2 separate regions of the Homo sapiens genome follow, and region 2 is linked to region 1. Evidence: chromatin contacts called from ENCODE Hi-C or POLR2A ChIA-PET data. All regions are on one chromosome and are shown on one strand. The core of a region is the stretch at or near the end of the contact, and the rest is flanking DNA. Distances in the headings are between cores, read along the strand shown.

What was found. A loop is a pair of places that touch in the nucleus more often than their neighbours do. ChIA-PET counts read pairs that join two places held with the same protein, here RNA polymerase II (POLR2A).
Region 2: a map of PC-9 shows a loop between it and region 1 (6-fold over the local background). The contact joins two enhancer-like sites. A Hi-C loop is called at or near these places in 1 of 168 maps with a recorded cell type or tissue (PC-9). POLR2A ChIA-PET finds 5 or more read pairs at or near these places in 2 of 52 experiments (BJ and PC-9).

Annotation. Positions count from the first base shown.
Region 1 is chr5:57,731,053-57,736,716 of GRCh38, reverse strand. No RefSeq gene overlaps it. Among named protein-coding and RNA genes, the nearest start is that of LNCBRM, 160 kb to the right of the region's middle. RefSeq lists an enhancer at 502-1,701. Within about 2 kb of position 1,321, at least 8 of the 41 ENCODE cell types and tissues checked have a DNase peak (open chromatin) inside an H3K27ac peak, as active enhancers do; they include PC-9, where a contact is called at or near this core.
Region 2 is chr5:57,839,218-57,845,019 of GRCh38, reverse strand. No RefSeq gene overlaps it. Among named protein-coding and RNA genes, the nearest start is that of LINC02225, 57 kb to the left of the region's middle. Within about 2 kb of position 3,264, at least 7 of the 41 ENCODE cell types and tissues checked have a DNase peak (open chromatin) inside an H3K27ac peak, as active enhancers do; they include PC-9, where a contact is called at or near this core.

The DNA of each region.
Region 1 (5,664 bases), core at 72-2,571:
AATTCATGTGGAATCCAATTGCAGTCAAGTTTGATTCCTTTGTTCTCTTACCTGCAAACATATATCAAAGGATTAATGGCCTTAAAATGGATCTAGGTGCAAAAAAGTCCTGGAAAAATATCTTTGTCTCTCCCTAAATCCCTTCCCTTACTATCTTAAGGGGGCCCCTTTCTTCCTCTTTCTTCTCGTGAACAGATAAATGTCCCTGTGAGATTCGAATTTCCTTTGCCTAGTGAATTACAAAGGGATGAACCTTGAAATGAAGATGTGTCATAGATCACCTGAGCTATGGCATTAAAGAGAAAAGTCAACTTTTAAAAGGAATGAGTGGGATTAAAAAAAGAAAGAAGAAAGGAATTACAGTGTTTCAGGCAGACATCAGATACTTCTCAGGAAAATAGGCATGGAGTTAGTAATCAAAGCTTGAATTTTAACTTTTAAGAGTCTTTTTTGACATAGTGTCTCCCATTCAATCTCAAATAGCTCTAATTAACCGAATGTCGATACTAAAATTTGACTAAATATACCTTGGTCTCCACATCTCTAGACAGCATTCCTGAGAACCACCTACAATTTGAATGGAGTCAAGGAGAGAGAGATACTATGAGAGAACACAATAGGACTGCTTTTTTAAAACATCATCACAAGATGAAAATCAGCCAGGCCTAAAAGAACAATTTTAATATTCCCACTGCCAGGAGAAGAGTTGGTCACTATTTGGTTATTGGGAAAAAAATCCCTAATTCCAAAGGGCTGACTGTAGAGTCTGACCAAGTCTGACCTCTGATTCATCCACCAAACACACAAACCATGAAAAGAAAAACAAGTTTCCATCTTCTGTTACAGAAAAGGGCTCCGGATCCAGACCCCAATAGAGGGTTCTTGGATCTTGTGCAAGAAAGAGTTTAGGGTGAGTCCATACGGTAAAGTGAGAGCAAATTTATTAAGAAAGTAAAGGAATAAAAGAATGGCTACTCCATAGACAGAGCAGCCCTGAGGGCGGCTGGTTGACCATTTTTATGGTTATTTCTTGATGATATGCTAAACAAGGGGTGGATTATTCATGCCTCTCCTTTTTAGAACATATAGGGTAACTTCCTGATGTTGCCATGGCATTTGTAAACTGTCATGGCGCTGGTGGGAGTGTAGCAGTGAGGATGACCAGAGGTACTTCTCCTGGCCATTGTGATTTTGCTGGGTTTTAGCCAGCTTCTTACTGCAACCTGTTTTATCAGCAAGGTCTTTATGACCTGTATCTTGTGCCGACCTCCTATCTCATCCTGTGACTCAGAATGCCTTAACCGTCTGGAATGCAGCCCAGTAGGTTTCAGCCTTATTTTACCCAGCTCCTATTCAAGATGGAGTTGCTCTACTTCACACACCTCTGACACTTCCATTGACTGGGCGATAGGCAACACTTTTCTTTTTCTACAGTAAAAACATGACTTGAAAATGTAAGGATATGTCAGTTCCTTCTCTCGAGGTTGCTGCCAGGCCATACCACAGGTTCTGCTGAACACATTTGTTCATGATCTGCTTACGAGTTTCAAAGTTGGGGAGTCATTTTAAAAAATCATCTGTAATTTACATGCTTTGCCGACATTCCAGAAGGTGTTTTTTTTTCCAGTTAAGAACCATTTTGTCCTTTAGGGCGGTCTCTGAGGGGAGTTTGCTCTGGGTGTTTGTAGCACAGTGCAACTCTGCTATAGTTTCAGAAATCATGGATTGTTTTTCTTCTTGATACGTATCTATAATGACATTTTACTATTTTGCTCTTGATTCAAGGCTATAGCTATTCAATTAAATCTTGAAGTCCCACTTTTATTATCTAAATTTTGGCAACCACAAAAAAACTTCTCTCTACTCACTGTAACCTCCATAGGAAATATAATGCAGAGAATTTATACTTACATGGGAGTCCATGAACAATTAGAGTCTTTCCAACATTTCACCCGAGCATTTCTCCAATAAATTAGTAAAGCTGCCACCCCTTGCCTTCCCTACTGATTTTGGTGAAATTGGAGAGAAAAATTGAGCTCTGCTTTGCACTGGTACCGATCTTTAGCCTCACTTTAATGTCGACAGATGTTTTAGAAGTGCATTCTCCAAGTTGTTAGGAAAATCCTTTTCCCTGAACGCCTGCTGGCAAGTTAAAATTGAACAGTATTCTTTGTCTCTTTCCAATTTAAGTAACAAGTAAAATAACTGTTTTTGTGTCTGGCAGGAATAATTCATCTTCATCACTTCACAAAGAACTCTATCCTTGAACAGCCTGCAGTATGACTATATTGCCAGCAGAAGGGAAACAAGTCAAAGAGCAAAGCAGAAATGTTCCTAGGAAAGATTGCTACTTTTCTATCAAAAATGTGCAATGGCAGAGGTCTCATGAAATGAAAAATACAAATGGTCTAAAAATAAGTAAACACTATCTATCATGCTAAGCCTTTGTGTATCATCCTGCTCAGAGCAAGTAAAATGTAAAATCAATGCTATTGTTGGAATAGGGAAAAATCTCTTGCAGGTGTTGATGAAAACAGAAAGTCCTCTCTGTCTTTCCACTTACCCACCTTAAGTCTCTAAAGTGTCACCTTGATGAAAGCTAAAGGGAAAAACAAGATACAAAAATAACTCAAAAATTGCCACCCTCCACCTGCATCAGTCATTTGGGAAGAAAAGAAAGTGGGAGACTGAAAAAAAAAAACAGATTAAATAGCACAAGATAAACTGAACCCCAGAAAAATGGGAATGTGGAAATAGAGGTATGCTTTGAATTAAAACAAAAGGGAGACTCTGCCCAGATGAAACCAAAAGGTCATCAGTTTAGAGTAGGATTTTTGGTTTCATGATATGTGGCCTAAAATAATGATTATAGTAAAAGCCATATTCAGAAAAATTGTTTATATGAATTTCTTCTGATGGCAGTAGGATTATACTGTGACACTAGACTGATTCTGCAACTTATTCAGTAAACATGGATTAAGCTGTGACACCAAAAGAAATCAAAGGGGCATATGCCAGGCCCTGTGCTAGGCACTAGAAATACAAAGGTGAGTAAGAGAAAGACACCACCCTGAAGAGCCAGCCATTGGGAAAGGAGGAATTCTGAAGTCCGGTAAGCTGATTATATAATATTTCAAAAGAATTATCTAAAGCAGTGGCTCCTCAACTTTAATGTCCATAAGAATCATTTGTGGATCCTGTTAAAAGGGGATCCTGTTATTCAGAAGATGGTGACAAGATCCCCAATGGTGTTGATGTTACGTTGTTGGGCTACATGTTGGGAAGCAAGCCCTAACTCACAATTGATTTCAGCTTTTTCTCCAGTGAGCTCTTTTAGCACATACCCTAATGGCATAGGAATCCAGGAGGGCATTTATTTGACTGTGCTGTGTGTGCTACCCGGGAAGTAAGAGTGGAAGTCTCTGTGGCCTGACTCTGTACACCAAGTCAAGGGAGGCTGCTCTCCACTGCTTCTGAAGCCTTAGGAAATCTACTAAATCTGCTGCAGCAGCAAAGCAGTTTAGTGATGAAAAGGAGCCTCTTGATTGGAAATCTTGCTAAGGGCTAGAGTAGATTTTAAAGTAGATTATAGAATTTCCTTACCTGGGAGTCTAAGAAAAAAAAAAGTGCATAGACTTTTGTCTGCCCTAAAGACGAACATGGTGACTCGGCTTTTTAAAAACTTACCCTACTCTGAAAGTCTAAGAGAAAGAAAGTTTATGAAAGTGAATTTCAGAATTTGTTCAGTACATTCCTATTACAAACATAAAAAGAGTTGGCCTTTGGTCAAATTGAGTGTAAAGATAGTTGGCATATTTAATCAAGATCCTTCCTCTCTAGGTTGACGCCACAGGAGAAAAAATAATCAAAGATTCTGGTATGTTGGCAAAGGTAGCAGGATAATAACTAGATATGAAAATCAACTTTCTTTAAAAAAAAGTGCTTATTTAAATGTTTATTTGAAGCTTAAATGACATAAAAAAAACAGTCAAAGGAAATCCTTGAGCTTTAAGAATTATAGCTTATAAACCAAATATAATGCAAATATATTCATGTCTGCTATGGACCCGACGCTCTCCTACCTGCTGTAAGAGAGCTTAGTCACTTTCCCATTACCTCCTGTTGTTCTTTGTATCAAACTTTTACACTTTAACAGCTCTTTCTTCTCAGCCTAAAACAAGCTTAACCTAGCTCTATCTTAACAAAATAAAAATTTCTACCCTGTCCTCAAATCCCCATACTGCTTACGTCTCCCCTTTTTCAGTCCTTTCTTAGAAAGTTCATCCACCTAGATGTATTAATTTTCTCACTTCCTATTTTTGGTTTTTAATGCCCCTTTTTTTTCAAGCAGTAGAACACTCTTTTTCAAATTAAATCTTTTTTGAAACATCAACACACACATACACACAAAGAACAACTTCACTGGTTGAGAGACGGGATGGAGACCAGAGAACCCTCCTCTCAGTCTTTCATTTACTCCTGCCTGCCCCGTCAGCCCCTCAGCAACCTCTGAACAAGACCCGAGGCTCTGCCCCACCAACTGCTTCATCCATGGATACCTGCCTTTCCTTCTCTCTAAACCAAGGAAATGATCAAAGTACCTAGGATCTCCTAAAGTCAATAGGCCCTTTCTGGTCCATGTCTTGCTTGATTCTCCAAAGTATTCAATACTACAGCCAAATGTGGAATTCTTTCTAATTCCCCTCTATCTGGTTCTCTCTAGTCAGGGCCTTTGCACATTCTGTTTTCTCTGTTCTAATCCCACATTGACTTTCCATCTCACCAAGATTAAAAGCCTAATTTATTTTGATTACGTTTAATCCCCTACTTAATCCACAAAAAAGCCCCCTCCTCTCTGCCTTTGTTTTCATCGGCTCTCTCAATATCTCTAGCCATGCCAGTGGCCTCACCCCTCCTTGACCTCTTCAAGACTCTCCTTCTTGTCTTATTGGTATGGCTTGTTTCATTAGATCCTTCAGGTATTTGCTTAAATGGCACCTTCCTAGGTGCTTCCATCCTCATTTCCTGCCTCACTTATCTTCTTAACACTTGCCATCATCTAACATATACTCTACTGTACTTGCCTATTCTTTATTCTCTATCTCTTTCCCTAGAATATAAGCTTCATGAAAGCAGGAATTGATCTTTGTTTATTGAGTGGTTTGAGAGTATGTGCTCAAAGAAATGCTTGAGAAACTGAATTAACTGTATTTGTTAAATAAATAAATGAATTGATAATTAATGAATGAATTGCTGTCTCCTTGCATGTCTGCTTGAAAAAACCCCTGTATTAATACCTCCAGTCCCATCAGATCAAAACAACCTCCTTCTTGAAGTTTCCAATTCCTGAATCAGGAAGCATGAAGTTCCCCCTGTTTATTTTGCCTCTACCAAAGCTGGTAACTCTCAAAAAGGCTTGTTGCTGTGTGACCTTCATTACTTTGGTGAATTGGTCTTAGGCTAGGGTCCGCCCTCAGTATTACCAGTTCAGAAACTGGATTGGTCATCACAACAAGGTGAGTTCATCTCTCAGACATGGTCTTGAGATGCTCTTGAGATCAATCTTTAAACATGAACACCAATTAGAGTATCAACTCAGCCAGTTTTGTCCAGGACAGTCTTGATTTTAGCCCTGAAAGTCCAGTGTCTGGAGAAAACCCTCAG
Region 2 (5,802 bases), core at 2,015-4,514, 110 kb before region 1:
GTATAGAGAATGAGTTGGAGGAAGACTGAGATTGTTGAATCAAAAAGAAAGGTTAAAAAGATTCTGTAGTGGTGCAAGAAAGAGATGGTGGAGACCTCAAATGAAGCCATTGCCATGTTTCTGTGCTGTCTGGAAGGGGGACTGATTTCTCTGGACTATCTTTACTGGGTTTCTATGTCAGGTAGTTTTTTATTAGATTTGGCCAGCGGTATTTACTGGAAGGAGATTGGGAAGAAAGAAGAAAAAAAATCAACGCATTTCATCCTCTGTCTAGGCCTCAGGTGACACCTCCAGCAGCCATTGTATTCTCTTCTTGCCTCTAGCTGCCTCCCTGCACATATGCCACAGTTCTGGCTTCTGCCCAAGGATCCCACCCCTGGGCTCTGGGAACCCCATTTCCTCCCTTTGTTTCTCCAGCCCGGAGTTGATTGTAGCTTCCTGCTGTTACTAACATTGAGTTGTCTCATTGTCTCCTATTTGGCTTCTCACCTTTTCCATCACCTGTACAACAATCTGCTCTATAAATTCTCTCTTTTAAAATATTTGAAGAGATTTTTCATTTCCTGGTTGGACCCTGACTGACACAGGAGGGGATGCATTTGAGAAATATTAGAATGACTCTATTAGAAGGCAGAGTCATTGGAACTTTGTGGAGATAAACCTTACTCCCTAACTAAAGTTGGCCTCACTCTTTTGCAAATTACTGAACTGAAGTGTGTTGTTTTGATTCCTCATCTACCTGGCTTCTCCCTCTTCCATAGGAAGTTATTTGCCGTATTGGAGAGACTGTCAGTTCTTAAATTCTTTTTTAAAATACTCAAAAACGCCGCCCGTGTGAGCCAGAGAAGTCTCTGTGGGTGCTTGATTTCCACAGGAACCATTCATGGTCTAGGTCTCCCAGGCTTCAGACTGGCAGCTTCCACAGAATGAGCGAAACCCTGCAGGACAGGGCCAAATCTGATGGCCCAGGTATCAGTACTGGATTAAGAATACACCACTTAAAGATCCAAAGGAGCAAAGTTGTTAAGATACTATTTTATTGGGTGGAATCAGGACAAGGGCTACCAGTTTCTACTGAACAGGAAAAGGGCAAGGAAATGATGCTGAGTACATTGATATACAGGTTAAAGAGGATGGTGTTGCAAAAATGTATGATCTGCGTGGCCTGACCAGGTAAGAGGCCAAGAAACAAATGGGCACAGATGCCCTGTGAGATGCTGAAGATGCTGCCGTGCTGCCTGCCTGAGTAGCAGAGAGAACGTGCCAAAGAGGAGTTGCCTTTTCTAGAGAACTGTTTAGTTTGCAACTAATACATGCTTAATGGGGGTTGATCAGTCTAGCAGATATTTTCTTTTCGTTTCTTTTTTGATTAAGTAAATTTTTAATTTCAGAAGAGTTTTAGATTTACAGAAAAGTTACAAAGATATTATAATACAGAGAACCCCTGTGTATTCCTTACCCATTTTCCCCTGTTGTTAACATCTTACAATTGTATATTTGTCACAACTGAGAAACCGATATTGATGCATTATGCCTCACTTTATGTGAATTGCACTAGCGTTTCCTTCATAGCCATTTTTTCCCAGGATCCCACTACTTTACATTTAGAGGCATTTTATGTTTATTTTCAATCTACCTTAATTTTTAAAGAGAAAAATATTTGCTCACATTTATTAAAGGAGTACTCAAATAAATCCCCAAAATGTATTAATATTATTTTAAACTGTAGTACACTTTCTCCAGGCAGATCAAGCTAAATTCTCTTGTGTATAAGAGTGTACTTAGAGTGCACAGAGGCGCAGTAGCCAAACCACATGGTTCAAATCACAGTGCACCGCTTTCTATCTGGGCAGCCTTGGAAAAATACTTAAGTATTTAATCCCTCTGGGCTTTAATTTTCACATCTATAAAATGGAAAGTGATAGTACATTACCTCATGGATGTGATATGTACATTAAAATTAATAATACATATAAATCACTGAGAAGAGTGCCTGGGTACATAGTGAGCATGGAATTAACCTTAGTTGTTATTACTGTTACTATCGCTATTTGATTCCAGAGTATCCTATGTATTTCTTTTCTTGACACTCATCACACTTTTAAGTATGTCTCATATTTGTCTTCACTTCCAGATGGCAATTTTCATGAGTTCAAAGACATTCCTACCCAACTCATAGTGGATGTTCGGGAAACAGTCTCTTAATTGTCCATCCTGACTGCAGAGCCATCAAACAATGACATGCAATGTGAAAGCTTGAAGGAAGAGAAAGTGAATGAGGTGAAGATAGACAGACAAGCAGATAAATGGGATATAGAGACACAGAAATATAGTCAGGGAAGTACAAAGGTCAAATGAGAACAATTTTTTAAATTGCAAAATAAAAACTATATTTATATGTACAACATGATGTTTTGAAATACGTATATATTGTGGAATGGCTATATCAAGCTAATCAACATATGCATTACCTCACATACCTATCATTTTTTTGTGGTGAACACACTTCAAATTGATTCTCTTATTAATTTTTAAGTATGTAAAACATTGTTATTAACTATAGTCTTTATGCTGTAGATCTCTTGAGTTCATTCTCTTTAAATTTTGTTTCCCAGCCATTGATATATGACACTCTGTCTCCACTCTTAAACTCATTTTCTCTTCGTGTGTTACATAAAACTGAAAGGGAATGTATTTTTCTGAAATTAACAATTTAAAAGTTCAGCAGGAGGACACTGCCCTTTCAAGCACTGGTAATGAAGAATGGCAGAAAGAATTCTGGATGGAATTCTCAGCTACAGCTTTCTGGTAAAACTGGCATTAGTGATGCACAGGAGATGAACACGTATTATATTGAAATGGCATCAATATTCCAGTTTCTTGCCAAATGCCTTGAATAGCTGATTGTGCTTCATGTACAAATGTACACTTGGGCTCTGTGAATCCCAGGCACAGATGTCTGTAAAGCCACATGTATTTCTGCCATAAAGTCCACTTTAAAATGTGCTCCACTCTTATCCAGACCTCCAGTCAAGGAAGTTGTTAAATCCATTTTTTTTCTTTTTTCCTGTACTTTGTTTTTGCCTTTGAAATATTGCTAAGCAGTTGTCCCACAGGGTGGAGGTGGAATTAGCAGCTGCAGCATTTCTTGTGCCACCGTCATCTCTTTGGTATGTGGCTTCCTTTCACTCTCATGCTGGGGAAGATCCCACCCATCCTTTGCATTCCTCCTGAGCAAGTTGTGTCAAGGAAAGTCGAGAGAGGAAGCGATTCCCATCCTATGGGTGTCATCAAATAGGAAGGTTTTAATTAGTTTCTCAGGATGTTCTCAGTTTCTGCACTGAGCAGCCCTTCCCTTCTTTGGCATTAAAGCACTTGGATTCTTCAAGAAACACACAATTTTGCTCTGTTAGGCACTAAACTCTGTGTATTCAAATGTAATAAGGAGTCATGAAGCCTGTCTTTCCTAGCACTTACCATGGTTGTAATCTTACATTTATTTGTATAATTAGTTGAGCCATGACTGTCTCTTCACTATGCTCAGGATTCTAGGAAGGCAGTGACATGTCTAATTTTGCAATCCATTGTATCTGCAGGCACTCAATAAATGGTTTCAAGATAAAATAACGAACATATGATTGAAAAAACTTCTCCTACAGCAAACAAAATAGAACCTGATGCATAAGTGACCCTTAGAGATTGCTTCTGCCTGACGTTCCTAGAAGAAGAAATGATGATCATATAGTATTTTCTGTGTACCAGACACTATTCTAAGTGCATCACATTGATTTTATCTATTAACCTTCATAAAACACTATGACCTAGATTCCACCATTATCCCCATTTTACAGATAAGAAATATAAGACATGAAGGGAGAGGTTTAGTGAAATAGCTCAACATCACATGGCAAGAAGGTAAAGGGAGACCCTGGAGTGGAGCACGGTCCAATTGGCTATAGAGACTGTTCCCCAATCCACGATGTGATTCTGCCTTCTGGGATGCAAATGGAGATAGTGCTTTGGATTCACAGAGTGTAAGTGGCATGAGTGATAGTAGTCCTAGCTAGCCATGAAAAAAAAAAAAACCTCAAGTCTGGACAGATGTAGATATGATCATAAACCATATTTGAATATTTGACAGAGAGATACAGACATACACTTCATATGTAACAAGATCAAGGACTATGTATTATCAGTGGAAAAAAAATACAGGCAAAAATTCTCTCTTGAATGTCTTTAAAGTCAAATATACTCATAGACATGTATTGAAAAATCTTACTCTTTTTTTCTAAAATATCACCTTAAGGGTTGTTGTCATTTGAGAATTCATATTATTGCCCACTCCTCTCCAGTTACTTCATGGAATACTGTCAAATTCCAACTGGCTGAAGAATAGAGGTTTTATCCCTTAAAATAAGATTTCGGTATGAAGAAATGTTCCTACAGAACTGAAAGACGTGTAGTTCATGCCAAGTGGCATTTCAGACACAAAGAAATGGGTAGGAAAACATTTCTCTTTTCTCTGAATTCCCATTGCACATTGGGCCATTTTTCTTTTTCTTGACATTTAATGTATTGTATTCTTACATCTGTGCACAAGTTTTACCTCCCCACAAAAACTATAAACTCTTTAAAACGGGAACTGTGCCTTACAGTAAAAGGCAGTGTGCTGGAAAGAAACTAACAAGACTTTTATTAGCAAGTGGAATCATCACTTACTATTTGCACAACCTTGGGCAAGTTAACTTCTCCTAGTCTTGATTTATTCCTCTATAAAAAAAAGATTCATAACGGTATATAGTATTATTAGCTAGAATTTCAAAAGAGTATTTGGGACTTGGATTAAATGTGGAAGATTGAAACATATGTGCTTTACTCCAGTAACACATTAAAATTTCAGTAAATAAATTAAAACTTTTTAAACCCTAGGGCAAAGAAAGCAAAGGAAAAGATAAAAGAGAAAACAAGATTATATATACATATATGGAAAGCAATGGACTGACTTGAAGTAACCAATTTGGCAAACATGGAGTCTCTGCAGTGAATGAAATCATGAAGAAGGCTTATTTGCACTTCAGAATCTCAGAGGGCTCAGGAGTTCAGGCAGGAGGTGCCTTGAAAGTAGGGTGTTGATGGTGATAAAAAGATGAGGGCCAACTGAAAATCTTTGTAAGGAGCAGTGAAAACCTTGGATCTCTTCCCTTCCTGCACAACAGAATGTCTACATGGCTTAACTGTGCATAATATTTATATAAACATAGCAATGTATAGGCTGAACAGTGATCTGATAAAAATTATAATGTTCATGATCTTAGGAAACAGAAGTGGAAGTGTGTGTTAGGGTGAGGGCAGGTATTTAAGGAAGCTAAACAAATGCCTTCCATTGTAGGATGTTTATAGGCGATATTTAAAATCAACAAATGAATAAATAGCAGAATAGCATGTTATGTAACCCTAAAGGCAAATACCAGAAGAAACAGCTAAAAGGATTAAAAGTGGCTTCCTCTAGGTGATGAGAGGTGAGAAGGGCTGTGGAAGACAGAATTTGGTGTTTTATATTATAAGCCTTGAAGAAGATTTGACTTTGATATACATGTATATTTTTAATTATAAAAATATTTTTTAAAATGAATGCTGGGCTACAGAAGGCAGTCAAGAAACATCAACAGTAGCTCCCTTTAATTCCTGATCATTATTATTTTCCCCACATATTTATTTATATTCATGTTTATTGTGCTGCAGGTTCTCATTAAATGTTTGCTAAATGACTAAGCGAATAACTCATCAAGGTTTACAGATTGA